Regions from separate parts of the Mus musculus genome. Here region 2 is linked to region 1. Evidence: chromatin loops called from intact Hi-C (ENCODE). Cell type or tissue: left cerebral cortex. All regions are shown on one strand.

Region 1 (8,000 bases):
TGCGGGGGAGTGAAGGGCTGTCATGACGATGACCCCTGGAGGTAATGAGATGCCCCCTAAAGCCGGGATAGCGGAAAAAGTCCCCACCCGCTCGGGGAGATTCATTATCTCTGCTTCAGCAGCGCCGCATTTGAGCTTGTTCATGCATTCCCCCGCCAAAGGTCTGCAGTGTTCGGGGGATAAGGTGGAGAGGAAATTAGTATTTGCCATTTGCAACGACGGCTCTGGCGGACAGCCAGCCTTCCCCAGCCGCTGGGAGTCGTTCCGGTGGTGCATGCTGGTCCTGCCGCCGCCGCCGCCGCCGCCGCCTCCGCCGCTGCCACCGCCGCCGCCGCCACCGCCACCGCCGGCGGCGGGGAGGATCGCCGAGGAGGAGGCGGAGGAGGAGGCGGCGGCCGAGGAGGATTTCCTGCCGGCCCCGCCGCCCCCACCCCCGCCCCCACCGCCTCCGCCGCCGCCCCCGCTGCCCCAGAGCATCGCGGTGGCGGCGGCGGTGGCCGCGTTGTCGCAGTTCCACGGGGACATGCCGATGCGCGCGGCGGCCGCGGCGGCGGCGGCGCTGCTGGGGAAGATGGGGGTGGTGATGCGCGCGATCTTGGCTGCCTGCGGGAAGGCGCCCCCGTTGGTCTTGTAGAAGGAGGTGGCAAAGGAGCGGTAACGCTCCATCTCCGAGTTGTAATCCACAAGGCTGTTCAGGGCCCCCTCGGGCAGGTGGCTTTCCTTGGGCAAGCCCGGGGCCTCCGGGCTCGGCCCGGGCTCCACGCAGACATTGGTGTTCATGGTGCAGGGGGGGAAGAAGGGGTGCAGGGTGGAAGTGGGGACCGCCTGGTCCGACACCTGGGTGGGAAAGGGGGAGAGGTGGGGGGAAGGGAAGCGGGTGATGGTGGGGTCGGGGTACGGGCCGGGCCGTGCAGGAAAGTGGGATCCGGGTGGGGAGAGCAAGGCGAGGGCTGCTCTAGTCCTCTCTGGGGCGCATGTCCACAGACGGTGACTTCCCAAGCAGCGTCTTCCTTTGCATTATCCTCCAACTGTTACAACTAAAATAAAGAAAGTCATTCCAACGAGCTGCACCAGAAAAAAATTAAAAATAAATAAACAGCCGCCCTCGCTACCCCACCGCAGACACCACAGAAAGCTCCCACGTTCTCCAGTCGGGTCGTTTGCATAACAATCATCAAGACGTGACCCCCCTCGCCCCCCCAACACTCCCAAGCCCTGCTCCCTCCCTCTCTCCCGACAGCACACCGCACAGCTCCTCCCCCTCCCCCTATTCTTGTAACCCTCCTGAGAAAAAATGTATTAATAGCTAGAGTACCCAGGGAAAGAGGAAAGACAGGGGTGACAAATGCCGAGGGAAAAGGGCAATTGGAGTGCTAAAGACATGCAAATCAGGGGTGGGAGGGCGATACTACCTATAAGCAGAGGGCATTTAAACATTATGAAATGTGTGAACAAGTGCTGCCTGGGCATGCAAATGCTGTAAAGTAGAAACAGCAATGGCCCTATGAGGAAAACGAACCGGAAATTAGCAAATGAAGTACTGAGAAAGTCTACAATACATCCGCGCATAAACTGTAAGCAAACACAATACAACTGAGAGCTACAAGACTGCCCACATACAATTTGAACCAAAGAGGCAGGAGGGGGGTGGAAAAAAAGAACTACCAGCTGCCACAGTGTCCTTCTGTGTCTGCTGTCATTAGTTTGAATCCCAGCACAGCTGGCTCTGTTAGGGTCTTAATTCAATGGACCAAGGACAGGTCTCAATTGTACAAGCCATTTGGTGGCAGGGGCAAGGTGGTGCACCACTCGCTTTAAAAAGGGAGGAGAGATAGAAAGATGGAATGTAGGTAGGTAGGTAGGTAGGTAGGTAGGTAGGTAGGTAGGTAGGTAGAAAGAAAGAAATGTATAGATAGATCTCAAATACAAGCAATGTCACAGGCTCAGAACTAAGTGTCTGCTGCTCCTATAAGAATACTCCCAATCATTTCTAATGGAGATTGCTGTGTCTTCCCAAGAAAGGAGGAAAGCAAGGGAGTTTTTTTTTTTTTTTTAAATCATTCACCAACACTGATTTTTGCATAAAGAGAAGGGAGATTCCTTCAGGTGTTTTTTTATCCAAAGAACTGTTAAGATGTTTTTTTCCCCCCTTTGCTATTTTTTAAGAGGAAAGTTTAATGCTAACTGGGTATTTGCATTTCTCTCTCTGCTTACAGGCCATCAATAAGCATTAGGAAGAGGGGTTCTGCTTGTTTATTAAGGGTGAGAGCTATATCATATCCTTCTAAGAATTAAAGCAAAAATATAAAATGTATATTCACCTTAAAAAAACAGTTTCTTTGTTTCCCTATTTATTTTTTTCTTTGCCAGAGTACCTTTCTCTGGCTTCTTCTGAAGCCTAGAGGTTGGTGTGGAATTAAAACTGAGGGCCTAGCAATCTCTGTCTCAAAATTTCAGAGTTTCAAATGCATATCAATTATAGTCATTATGCTTATAATTAGATTAATGAAGCATTATGTCCAAACTTCAAATTTGAAAACTTCAAGGTCTACTGATGAGGCACCCTAAAAAAAGGGGGGTTTATGTAAACAAATCCCTATTAGGCAAAGTAAAGCAAGATAAGGAACCTCCCTCCGGCTGGATTAGAAACTGGCAGGCATCCTTCAATCACAGCAAGTCCCTAATCACTCAGGCACCACCTCTGTGGTTTCACATTAGGGAAAACTGCTCCCTTCTGAGGCCTGATGACAATACAAAGGTGCCCCCCAAATCCTCCTGGCTAAATATTCCTGACACTTGCTAGGGTCTGGGGGGAAAGACACAGTAAGAATACACATACAGCTTCCGTTTCTGTGAATTACATTGAAGATGCAAGATCATAATAACTGCTAGTCACTAGAAACTAGTTCCGCCAACCATGCAATGGGCATCATCCCACTGAGGGGAGGGGACACTAACATTTTAGTCTTTTGACCTTGTTCCAAATAAAGAAGGGATCTAATATCCCCCTTTCAGAGTCTTAGCATGGTGTTTCCAAACAAGCTGTCCTTGCTTCTCCAATTGCTACTACCTCCCCCCCCCTTCCCTCCTCTAGGTTCAATACCACCAGAAACTGTAGAAAAGGATTGTGCCCAGCATCCAGGTCATTATTGTTTAATCAATGCATCCCTGGAGCATGAAAAAAAGGTACCTAAGCCACAGCTATTGTTTGGCTTTTATTTAGCAACAAAATAAAGCACACACCAATAACTATAGTTCTAACACCAAAGCTAAAATAAACATCCATACTTCATGATCCTGCTTTGCCTCTGAACAATGTGACTGTACATGCCTAATACTGTATGTCTGATCTACCAGAGACATGGAGATCAAAGGTCATATTTAACATTCAGGAGGAGGGGCCGGTGCAGATTAATTAATTAATTAATACAGTCACGGTTTTTATTGCTGGAGACCAGCATTAATCTACTTTTACAATCCCACCGGACAGCAAACATTTAAGAGAGAAAGAGAAGCGGGGAAGCCAGAGGAAGAGAAAGAACAATCACTTACCAGTCTCTTTTTATTTGGGGAGCCTTAGAATTTACAGACGCTGCCAGTCTGCCTTTAATTAGTTGCACATCACCCCCTAACACAAAGAAACACAAATCCAGATGTGTCTTGGCAGCTCCCAATTACAACTTTAATACTTGTAAACAAACTGTTGGGAATGGGGGGGTGGGGTAAATAAATATGCGGATGAAAAAAAAATACCTGTAAATGGCTTTTTTTTTTCTTGTTGTAGAGAGGAGGAGGAGATGGTGTTAGTGGAGGGGGTGGAAGGAGGAGGAGGTGGGGGTGGAGAGGAAAGCGCCGAGTGTGAGCGTGTGTGGGAGAGCGCGGGGCTGTTGTCGGTGGTCTCTGCTCTTCCCGGCGCGTTGCTCCCGGTCCGTCTCCAGTCGCTGTGTGCGAGGGAGGGAGGGAGGGAGCCGGGGAGTCTCTCTCTCTCTCGCTCTCTCGCTCTCTCTCTCTCTCTCTCTCTCTCTCTTTCTCACCCCCCCCCCCCTCGCTCTGTTTGTGTGTGTGCGTGTGTGCGGTGGCTGGGGGAGGGGAGCGCGGAGAAAGGCGAGGGAGGCGGTGCGGAGCCGGGGGCGGGGGCGGGCCGAGGTGAGCAGGACGCAGGGCGCGGACACCTCCCGATGATTGGCTGCAAATTACACGGGGAACAAGAGGCGCACGCGGGCCAGCGCTCCTTTTCACAAATCCCCAGCTCGCCGGCGCGGCCACGTTTCCCGGCTCGCCCGCCACCCCGCCAGCCTCCGGCGCGGCGAAGGATTTGCTTTTTTTTTTTTTTTTTTTTTTTTTTTTTTTCTTCTGGCAGATAATTGTTTGGAAGGGATGGAAGAGAGGGCGTTCCCGCCCCTCGCGCCCTCGCTCTCTGCGGGTGTGTTTGTGCACGCTGGGCGGGGGGGTGTGTAAATAAACTTGTCTGGGTTCCCTGGCTGAGCTGGGAAGAGCTGTGCCAGACACAGAGGGGAGGTCCTGTGTGCTGCAGGAAGACTCTCTCAGTTTCACATCCCGGTCGCGTGCTTTTAAAGGATCTTCCTGGCGGGGCCGGGAGAGACTCTTTAAAAGAGAATCATTATCGTTTTAAAGTAAGGGGGAAAGGGACTGGTGTTCTGCTGGTTCGAATCCCTGAAATGTTATTATGCCGGAATGTAAAAAATTTGATGTGATGCTTGACCGGTCTCAGTCTGTGACTGCCTTTCTCTCTTCTCCCACACCGCCTTCCATTCCCACTGTGTCCGGGTCTTCCTGCCCTACAAAGCTTCGCCCTCCCCCTTTACTCTTTCATCCGGTAATTCCAAGGAGTCAAATATCTATCCCACCTCCCTAATTTTAATTCCAAACTTTACTTTCATATCTAAATGATCTCTTTTAACTAATTTTAATGTGATGGGCATTTTTACTTCCCATCACCTGGGGAAAATACTTCAAACTGAAAGATAAGTATTTAGCACACATCGCATATAAATAAAACTCATAAAATCCAACTATGAATTAACCCCTTCCTTCCTGCCTCAAAGAAACCGAGATACACTAAACACATGCTGTCCACACTGAAAGAAACAGGCATGAAATAGGATGTAAATGTTTAAGTCCTTTTAAATGTGATTCTTTCTCCTTTCCCCCTACCCACTTGGAAGGGATTTTGAGAAGGGATCTCACACTGTATCCCAGGAATTTCTAGAATTTGCTATACAGCTCAGGCTAGCCTGGTTCCCTTCTTGGCAGTCATCCTGGCTCAGACTCCCCAGTGCTGGGGTTCTAGACCTGTACCACAATATGTGACTCTGAATGAGTCTTCTAAAAGCAAACAAAATCAGACTATGCTTGTTTAAAAATAGAATAAAGTTACACGTAGAAACAAAAAGCATCTTGTGGAGTAATATAGTAATGTGGTTTCAGAGAGGGAAGAAAAAGGTGAGTTATTTGTTTTGTGAGAACAGAATGCTAAAAGGCAGCTTAAACTATTTTATATTTTAATTTTCAAAAGATTTACATTGACATTGTCAAGATTTGCTCGTGTGTAGGTTGTGGATAGTGAATACGCTGGTAAGAGTGCTGGTGTGCACACTCAAGGTGGTCTTTCCAGAGGTAACCGTGGTATACATAGTTGCAGTTATGTTTGACTTTTTTTGTAGACATAGGCTGTTTGTTTAAAAATAGTTATGTCTTTCCAGACAAAATAATTGGATAACTAATGAGTCGTTTCTACATTCCAGGGAGTGCCTTGCATAGTCAAGGAAAGAAAATTTCCACCCAATATTTGTATTCTTTTCCTTTTCCTTTTGAACTGTGCACCACGTGAAATCTATCAGCAGACTACAGTCATTTTTTAATGTGTAAATGTATTGCACAAAGATTCCTAAACATCCTTTCAAGTATACGGATGTATAAATACTGTTTGTTTGTTTTGTTGAGACAGAGTTTCGCTGTGTATTTTACAATAGCCTTGAACTTAACTGTACCTGATGAATACTAAGATTATAAGTGTGTGCCATCACACCTGGCTTCCAAGTTTACAAATATTTAAAGAATTGGTTTAATGCTTAAAGCTACTATTGATAACTACTATTGGTCACCTATCTATACCAGGCACTGTGTTCAGTAACTTGCAGTATCTTATTTTATTCTCATACTTTCAAAAAAAAAAAAAAAAAGGAAAAAGGTATTCCAGAAAAAGTCAAGGAATTTTAGTCAATTTCTCCAGTTTATCAGATTTTACAAAATCCAATGTCTCTTCAGTGCTTTTTGATTATAACTTCAGTGTGAGTTTTATGATCAATAATTAATTGATCGGTATATGCTCTCTAGATATTAGAATCTTAGATTTAATTATGATTGTGGATCCTTGGCTAATGTGACACCAACTGAGCACGCAGGGCAAATTGTAAACAGTCCTCCTCAGGTTTTAAATATGGCATCCATCTTCTTTCCACTAGAGAATTAACTGTAGACTTCCCCAAATGCAATAAGGCACATTTTCTTTTCTTTTCCATTTCCAGCCTCATTATTTTTTATATACTCTTAGATACTTGAATGTCCAACATCTCTTTCGCTAGTGCCCTGTATTGTTTTCCCCAAGATAAAATGCCAGAAGTTTTGAAAACTGTTTGCCAACTGTTAATTTTCAAGTTAGTTCTCATCAAGATCCATAATTCTGTAGAAATACCAAAACTTAAGGATTGCTCTTCAAGATGCTTGCCACAACTGCCAAGTAGTTGCAAGCTGTTTGTATCTTTAGCATACTTCTGTGATCAATATCACAGTCATTATCCCAATATTCCCACAGTAGGAAATGATAGAAATACATTGTCCATCCGAAGGATGGTCATTCCAGGTCAGAGGGGTTCCAGCTCTGAGGGGTTCACGAATCCCATTTCCTTCTAACCTGGGACTTCGGGATCAACTATTTCTCCAGTGTTCAGCTGGCAGAAGGGCACAGAGGAAGCAAGATTGATTGGTCTTCAAATGGAACACAGTATCCAAGCTACCACACACTTGCTGAGAACTGGGAACTTGCCACAGATAGCTGCAAAGATCCCTGGTGGTCACCTACTGATTATAACTCTATTACGGAGAAGAGAAAAAAAAATGTATGAGGAACATCTGGAACCCTCCACCCACAGTAACACTTGAAGAATAACCTGTCAGGTAACTGTGCAGACTATGAAGCTCTGAATCTCACCTGGAGATTCCTTTTCCTCCTGGGGGGCTATTTTACTAATTATTACCCTTTGAGATTACCACCATAAGACACAGTTTCTTCATGATTTAATGGGCAGTTTGGCATCTAGGAACAATTGATGATTCCTTAACTATCTAAGGACAGGTTAGACAGAGCTAGGTTGTTCAAATAAAGATTTACTAAGCAACAAAGAAAGCAGAAATACAGTTACAGGAAATGTCATAAACCTGAATCAAACGGCTTAGAGATAAACTTTAGGTGAGGCCAGCTTCTGTTAATCCCTCTAAGAATTCTATGCAAACCCACTTCCTCCAATACAGCATAGTTTAACTTGCTATTATCAGACAGAAGAATTAACAACTATGATCCAAATACTGCTACTTATCCTAGAGACCTATGCCTCTAGTGCTCATATAACATTTCGCATTCCTTCAAGATTTACTTGCTGCTATGAATACACAGTTGTGATTTGATTATACTAGATCTTAAAAATCAAAAGTCTATACACTTGTCATTGTCTTTCACTTCAATTAATATGGAGGCATCGGCATCAGCATCAACATCAGCAACCGCAGCATCACCACATTGAACTTCATATTCTGGTACATTTTGCTGCTAATACAGGCATCTTGAGTTATAAGCTACCTGTTCAGCGGTCTTCATTATCCTGGCATGCTTTTCTTTCTTTCTTTCTTTCTTTCTTTCTTTCTTTCTTTCTTTCTTTCTTTTTTCATTGTTCTTTTTTTTTTTTTAATTAGGTATTTTCCTC
Region 2 (8,000 bases), 66 kb before region 1:
CCAAGCAAACAAACTGTTAAACTGCAAGCTGTGAGCTACAGCACAGCTAGCTCTCTTTACAGGAGGCTTGGGAGGCATTTTCCTGAACTGTCTGGGAAACAGCTATGTAAAGCTCAGGGAGTGAGGGAGTTGAAGTGAGAAGGCACAAAATTGTAATGCTTCCCAGAGTGGTCTAGCTCAGCTCTGTCCCCCAAGGCGCCTCCCCCTCCCTCTCTGCCCCTGCTCCTCTAATGAGAACACATTAAACCTTTCTCAATGCCCTGATGTGCTCTTACGCCTCAGAATCTGTGCATTGCCATGCACACTGCTGTCCGAGAATTTCTAACATTATAGAGTGAGAGAAAACGCTTTCTAGACAGCTCATCCAGCCCTCCCCAGCTCTCAGCAGGGATTTAAGTGTGTCTACTTCTACTGAAAGTAAATGCATGCTTTTGCCCCCAACTGAAAGGGACTTTTCCCCTGTTTTTCTCCCTCACAAAGGCATCTGTCTACTTTCCCCGAATCTCACTCATGCACTGTGGACATTGTCAGAATTTGGAATTGTAGCCCCCACACATATAGTTTATGTATTGCTTTATAATACCTTCACATTCTATTTCCCCACACACGTTGCCAATTATTGTGAAGCTCTTTGTGGAGATAAAACATTTAGCACAGCTGGGAAGGCTGTGTGCAAATTAATTTTAGAAAAAAATCTATCATTTAATTCCAACTTTAGTTTTGTATTCTCTTAACCGTAGGAATCAGATACTCTCTCTTCAAAAAAAAAAAAAAAACACATTTTATGAATTCCACTAACCCACTTCTTGACACTTCAGTGGAGACCTTGTATGGGTAATTAACAAGAAGGGGCCTGTTCTTAAGGATTTTTTAAGAATAGTTGGTCTATTCAGAGTTCCGAATCTCTGAATTTTCTGTGCATGGGAAAATGCTTTCTAAACCCTCCCTTTCTTCTGTTACTCAGTCCTAGGAATTCCAGGGACACCAAGCAGCACAGAAAATAACAGGCAACAGCAGGAAAACTCTAGCCTGACCAGTGGTTAAATGCTGGTCAGAAATCAGGCCAACTCTCAAATTTCTGCTAAGGTCCTGGACCACTCCCCTGCTGTCCAAGTTACAGCAGAGTCTATGAAAAAGCAGCTGGATAAAAATGAATGCACCTATTTGTGACTTTAAGCCTGGTTGACCTGGTCCAGGAAGGACATGTAGAGGTTTATAGTTTCAGGTTGGCTAGGTGACTCCTTTCCAGCTGTTAGAAATTTAAAAGGACCTTCAACTCCTTTGAGCAATACTTCCACTAAAATCTCAGAGCTGCAAGTTGGAAGAAATGTAGTATTCAATTGTTAGGCTTTCAGCCAACTGATGGCTAGCAGGGCTGGTGCAGCCTGCGATCATATGACAGAGACTTGGAGTTGGCTTAGGGTGAAAGAAATAATGGGAAGTGAATTGTTAACTGCCACCTGGGCAGTGGAACTCCAATCAAAATCAGAAGCCCAACCATCTATACTTGTACTTTTCTTGCCTTGCACTTCCCTGGGCTTGTTTTCCAGTGGGAAAATGTGCCCCTCCCCCTTCAGGTAATAAATGAACAGCTCCATCCATCTCAAACTGTCTCTCAGACACTGATGGGGCCAGTCCAGAGAGAAGCAATCAAGTAGAGTGTTGGCTGCCTTGAAGACAGCCCCGCTGAATAAATGACTTGCTGGGGTTTTTTTTGTTGTTGTTGTTGTTGTCTTTTTTTTTCTTTGCTTCATTTGCTTTTTGGCCAATTATTTCTTGGTCTCGATCCCATACGTATAACTTCTATCTCATATAATGTATTCAAACCAACTGATATTATTGACTAACATCTATGTACAAGGAAATAGAGCAACGTGTTGACAATCAGGAAAGGTGGATAATAACACAGTCAAGCTCTCCTTGCCCTGGGTCGAGCAGGACTTTCCAGCCAAGGTCTTTGATAAGAGAGATCAGTCCAGAAGAGGAGGATGACAGTCTTCCCAGATGTTCACTCAGTCCTGAGTGTGTCCTTGGTTATTCCAGGCTCCCCAAGTCCATTTCTCTTTTTGTAAACCATAAGTAAATTCACTGAGCCCAAGAACATAAGGAGAAATATAAGCTCTCACGGTAATTTATTGTAAAAGTTGGTACAGTGTGCAGAAAGCTGCCAAATATAGAAGTGGCAACTTCTACTTGGGAAAACAAGGAACAGTCAAATGAGATGTGCGATTTAATGCTGATACATCCACTGGTCAAACTCTCCCATTAGCATGTGTACACACACACACACACACACACACACACACACACACACACTCATGCACACACACATACACAGGCACACATACTTCTCCTTTTTGGTGGTAGGAATGCCCAGCTTGTACAGATTCCCTCAGATTTCTGCAGATAAATGTCTCATTAAATCCCTGGATTCTCTGCCTCTACTTGTTTGAATCTGAATGATTGAGTGGGCTGAGTAAAAAGTGTATAGGTTATCCAGCATCCTGGTCCTTCTTTCCGGATTATCTTTCCAGTTGCTAAGAGTAAGTGCTTGTTGTAACTTTAATTTTAGGATCCCACTCTGATAGTCATCTGGCTTTCAGGAAGCAAAAACTTCTGACAAAGGCATTAGCCAAAAGCAGACTTTCATAGTTTTCCAAGTTTGTATAAAATTGACTTTGAAGTTGTATTGCTCATTGCTCTCCTTCTTTGAATGCAATCTCTCTCTCTCTCTCTCTCTCTCTCTCTCTCTCTCTCTCTCTCTCTCTCTCAGTTTGTGATCAGCTTGAACATGTTGGAAAATAAAAGTAAATAAACACATACCGTAGGAAATGGGCCAAAAAAAAATTAATGTGTTTGGCATGTTTTAGTTAGATACTTTGACAGGGAAATTCCAGTCTTAATTGGATACCTTAATTATTTCTTCTTGCTAAAGTAAACCTTTATTGATAAGGCACAGCTCAAATGTACCTTTCGCTTGCTGTGATTACTCCTATACCAAGGCTAAGTCATGAAGCCTGGTGCTTCCTCTCTCCTTTATTTCTGTCCTCAGCTTTTATGCTTGCTTAGGATACCAGAAAAAAATGAGACGGATTCAAAAGACTCTTGGCCAATATAGCTACTTCTTTTTCTGAATATTAGTAATCATGGGAACTTTTTATAGAACACCTAAAATTCAAATTAAGCCTCTGGAGACAATAGGCCTTTGTGTATGTTGTGCGAAACCTCCCTGTCTCCCTGTCCCCTTTGTTGTCTGAACGTATTTCACCCTTCTGTCAAAGTGTGTCCACTCTCACCTCTCCTCTGGCATAGCTGGCTTCTCTCCAGTCTCCAAAACTGCATGTTTGACTCTCATCTGACACCTTTATTTGATAGAGTCACAACACTTCTTTGCATAATAAGCAGGCGCTCCCTCGCCGGTGGAAAGGTAATTAAAAAAATGTTTAGATTTTTGTTTCCATAGCTGTAACAGTATAAATGAAACTTCTGCTCAATTAGGGCACCAGTGTCAGAGAGAGGGGGGAGGGGAGCGACCGGTCTTTTAATCAGGGAGCGAGTTCTATGCTTACACGCCTCAGCCCTAGAGATCCTGGTTTGTGATTCTCCCTCCCCCTTGGAAAGGAATCTTTAAATAAAGATGTCTTCATCTGAATTGACCACCGTTTATAAAAGCAAATCTGACTGGGGCTGGGCTGTCTGTGCCGAAGGAACATTCCTCCCCATTACAGCAGCATTTGCACATTTATAGGAAGAATAAAGGAAAAGATGCACGATACATGTGAAGCAGCCTTCTCTCTGCCGTGCAGAGAAAGAAGAACTAAAAGGATTATAAAAGTTCAGATTAAAATGATATAAAATCTAGCATTTGGCTCCAATACTAGCGCCTTGGTCCTCTGAAGCTAATCTGTATGCACTCTGTGACCTCCTCGCAGCGAACCCTGCTAAATATATTATTCCCACGGGGGCTTTCACTGCTGCTTGGTGTCAGAAATCAATATGTATGAGGCGCGTGGATGGGAATTTCTAATAGATCTGCCTGGCCCTGTGCTGCTTTTCAATATCTGCCTTGGACTATTAGTGCCGGCTCGGTGCCTGTGAAATAACCGAGATAATCTTTTAAGGTGCACTGTTAAGGTGGAACCTAAATGTTGCTGTTTCAATTAAAACAAAAATTATATTCATAAATCAGTCAGTCGGGTCTGTGTAACCTTGCACAGTCACTCTGGAAAGCTGATTAAAAACAAGGTGGGATTTAGAGCTTTGGGGAATGGAATGCTATTTTTAACTTCTATTTAGAGTTCAGAGAAAGATTTTGCATTTTAAGGCTAATGATGTGTTTGGGGGGGGGGAAGGGTGATCAGATCAGAAATGAAATTTAGAAGGCTCAGAGTTCTCACACTAAGAAATGGTTGTTTGGTCATCTTATGTAAAAGAAGAGGGGGGAAAGAGAAATACACAGGAAAAAGCATTTCCACCTTATTAGATGAGAATATATCTGTATACTTCTTCTTTATATAATTTGTTCACATGAAAATTAGTGCACGGGTGAATTTGAGAGACAGTTGTATAAACTAATTTCATCACTCTATGCACTTGTGCTATGTCATTTTTTTGTACTTCCCTATGAATAGCTGTTTGGAGAGAAGAGTGAATGAGAAAGCAGATCATTACACTTCCAGGTTACCTAGCCCTTAACCAGTGAGCATCTTCTTTTCCGCAGCTAATTGTCAAGGCCCTGTGCAAAGAGCAATGGGTCTAAGCTGAACCAGGAGTATGGAACCAGGCTCTTGCTTCCTGTTGTTTGCTTCTTTGTTTTAAACCACTACTAGTCCAATTTAATGCCTAGGCATTCGGGAACCCAGAACTGGCTGGTGAACAAGTTTTCTCATTATAATGGGACAGTAGAAGTATCAGTATCAGTATGAATGGAGAAGGTGGAGGTAGTCTATTATCCACACATACATGCATCCAACTTTTCATATACTGAGAATGGGCTCAGTCCAGCACAAGGTGTGGCACAGGGATCTCTCACCTAGGAAAATGTGGGATTTGTTTCCTTGTGAACTTGTCACTCCACCTTTGGACAAAGAAATAGAATGTAACCACCTTCCCCTATTTCTCTTCTCCACACTTCAGTTGACACAATACAGTCTACCTGACAGCTTTCAACCACACACCCTGGCTCCTTATCTGGTCTTCTCCGAGTTGTGTTGGAGGATTAAGCATCCAGTTACTAAGGTTGGACTTTAAGTTGGAAATAGCCAAGAGAAATCAGAAGAAGCCATGAGGCCATTAAGAAATTGTCTTTGTAAACTACCTCAATATATAATAGTAATTGTTTAAAAGTATATATTTTTATAGACTATTTTTTCTAATTATTTGTCTTATGGAATCAAATATATATTTAATTCTCTCTATATATCTATATCTATCTATCTCTCTCTCTATATATATATATATATATATATATATATATATACATATATCAGAAATTAATCTGACAGAGATGTAACAACTGTCATTCAGCACATGTCTAGACAGCACATAAGAACCTGTTTTCTCTGAGAATCTCTTGTACATTTGTTTTAGTTTAGGGATGCACTTCTATGTGAGCAGAAACTGCACTGCAGAACCATTCAAAGAAAAAGGCATGCGTAAAGCACCAGAAAACCAACTGCTCTGTGGTTCCTTTGTGAAAGAAATAGAATTGTATTGCCTCCCTTCATTCAGACTGTCAACAGGCCCCATGAATAAAAACCATAAACCCTTAAAGTTATATACCATTAAGTGCTCCCTCTCCTCTTCACTATCATTCAGGGGACAAAAAAATTCATTCTGACAGGGTATAGGCAGCCACGATCTAGCCTGAAAAATCCTCACTAGTTCAATTCTTTAGAGTCCCTCCTTTCTGAGTTGCTCCCAGTCTCAATTCTTCAATTAGGGAGTTCTGAAAACAAACAGTCCTATAGGTTTTCTGTGTTTCCCAACCAAGTGTGATGTGGTGAGGCTTTATCTATAAGCTTCAATACTAGGAGAGGGAATTTTGGTAGATTTTATAAGTGCTTAATGAACATAACATTTACAAATGGAGGCAAGAAAGCCAATTCAGTTTTGCCAAGTGTCTGCTTTTACTAACTAAGAGTAAATATTATTAAATTTCATAGATGACAAAATCAAGGTAAAATAACATTTTCAATTAAAAATATGCAGTGTGCATGTATATATGTACATTGTGTGGGTGGATGGAAGAATGATCCCAGGGATCAAATTCAGCTTATCAACGTCGACAGAAAGCAATTTTATCTACAGAGCCATCTTGCCACTCATAAAGAATGAATGTGTGTGTGCATGTGTGTGTTTGTGTGTGTGTGTGAAAGTAGGTGCAGATACTCTTAGAAGCCAGAGGTTTTTGGTCCTCAGGGAGCTAGAGTTTCAGGCTGGTTTAACCCACCCCATTTGGGTGCTAGGAACTTAATTTGGGTCCTCTGCAAGAGCAGTGGATGCTGTTAAAAGTGAATTCCTCTCTCTAGCCTGAAGAATATATTATAAGTAATTTATTTTAGTCGATTGGTGTCTAAGACTATACAAGTAGAACATGTAAAAATAACAAAAATATACAGTTAAAATGATTGTAGGCATGTTTATGAGAAAAGAACAGTATTTCAGTTTAACATCTTTACCTCCAGTATTGGAAAGTTTATTAATGAGTTTGTACTTTTCTGTATGTATGTGTGTGTATATATATATATATATATATATATATATATACATATATATATGTGTGTGTGTGTGTATATATGTATATGTATATACACACACATATATATGCACACACATATATATACACATATATATGCACACACACACACATATATATATATATATATATACATACATATCATATATATCAAGCTGTGTCATGAGATCTGTCATAGAACACTTAAGAAATTGTGCTGTGCTACTATAGTCTTTTAAACATGTAATATCCCAAGAAACACTACTTTTTTTCTTTAACAGATTTTTTCCAGCATATTTCTACAAAATATTCAAATCTTGACTTTACAGTTATTGTCATCAAAATAAATTTTCCCACCTAACCAAATAAAAATAACACATATTCAATTATTTCTGCATACCTAGGATTAGAGATATACAAATAGAACATCCAACAAAGGCAGGCTTAACTCACATTGAAAGGGAAATTCATATCTTGACATTTTGTGCAAATCTAGTCAGAAAGGGCTTCCTTCCACGGGCTTCTGTGCTCTACCCATGAGATGGGAATTTCCTTCAATGGGTAAGTAAGCACTTATTCATTTCAGTCAGAAGAAATTTCCTTTCTATCTTTCTGTTTGTGTTTCTCATCTCTTCAGTCAACATTTCAGCCAACAAGAATGAAGTCTTTGGCTAAATAGATCAAAAGTAGAGTACAGAGAAATGAGAATGTGGTAAAAAGGTTGCTTCCCCTGTGAATGATAAACCCATTGCAGCTCTTAAGCCCCTATGTTTGCATGGATCCATGGGAATATTTTATTGATCATCTTAAAGTTTCCCTCAGTGTAATAATAAACCAAAAAATATGGCTTAATGATCACATAGAGTTTATTTTTAAGCAGTGAATGATACATAATAAAGCATTTGCTAGTATCCTGCAGACCAGGTGTTCAGTCTGTTGACTATGATGGTCACAGAAATATGTTGCCACACAGCAGTAACTAAGGTCAATGTCCAAATGAGGACAAAGCCACTCACAGTATATTTAGAAGTGGTTTAACAAGAGAAACTGAGCAGAGGTCTTGGAAGAGTCCTGGATATAAAAGAAGAGGAGAGTGGTCAGTGACATAGTATAGAAAAGAGCAAGTTGCTCCTGCCCTGGGATAAAGTGTGGAGCCTTGGTAGGTCTGGTAGAGACAGTGTAGCTGAGATGCTAGGAAACCAAGAATAGGCACAGCAGAGCAGTGATTGCATTTGAGTGCACCTGGGAGGGAGCCAGGATCCCC

The links. Hi-C counts contacts between places; a loop is a spot of excess contacts. Peaks named below come from ENCODE experiments on the same cell type or tissue, not always from the same donor. Only the 100,000 strongest peaks of a DNase experiment are listed, where the experiment ranks them.
Region 2: it touches region 1 in a loop (4-fold over the local background); 2 of 42 quality-filtered maps call a loop at or near these places.

The regions. Positions count from the first base shown.
Region 1 is chr3:134,232,440-134,240,439 of GRCm38, reverse strand. It overlaps Cxxc4 (CXXC finger 4), which reads right to left and starts at 3,945. Exons shown (of 4, transcript NM_001004367.4): 1 at 3,754-3,945; 2 at 3,553-3,628; 3 at 1-1,037. The coding sequence starts at 780. In left cerebral cortex, no CTCF peak of the experiment used is centred here; DNase peaks (open chromatin) are centred at 2,813, 3,377, 4,256, 4,437 and 5 more places; H3K4me3 peaks cover 5,041 bases; H3K27ac peaks cover 4,016 bases.
Region 2 is chr3:134,298,880-134,306,879 of GRCm38, reverse strand. No RefSeq gene overlaps it. Among named protein-coding and RNA genes, the nearest start is that of Mir1895, 62 kb to the right of the region's middle. In left cerebral cortex, no CTCF peak of the experiment used is centred here; DNase peaks (open chromatin) are centred at 131, 328 and 3,787; H3K4me3 peaks cover 903 bases; H3K27ac peaks cover 859 bases.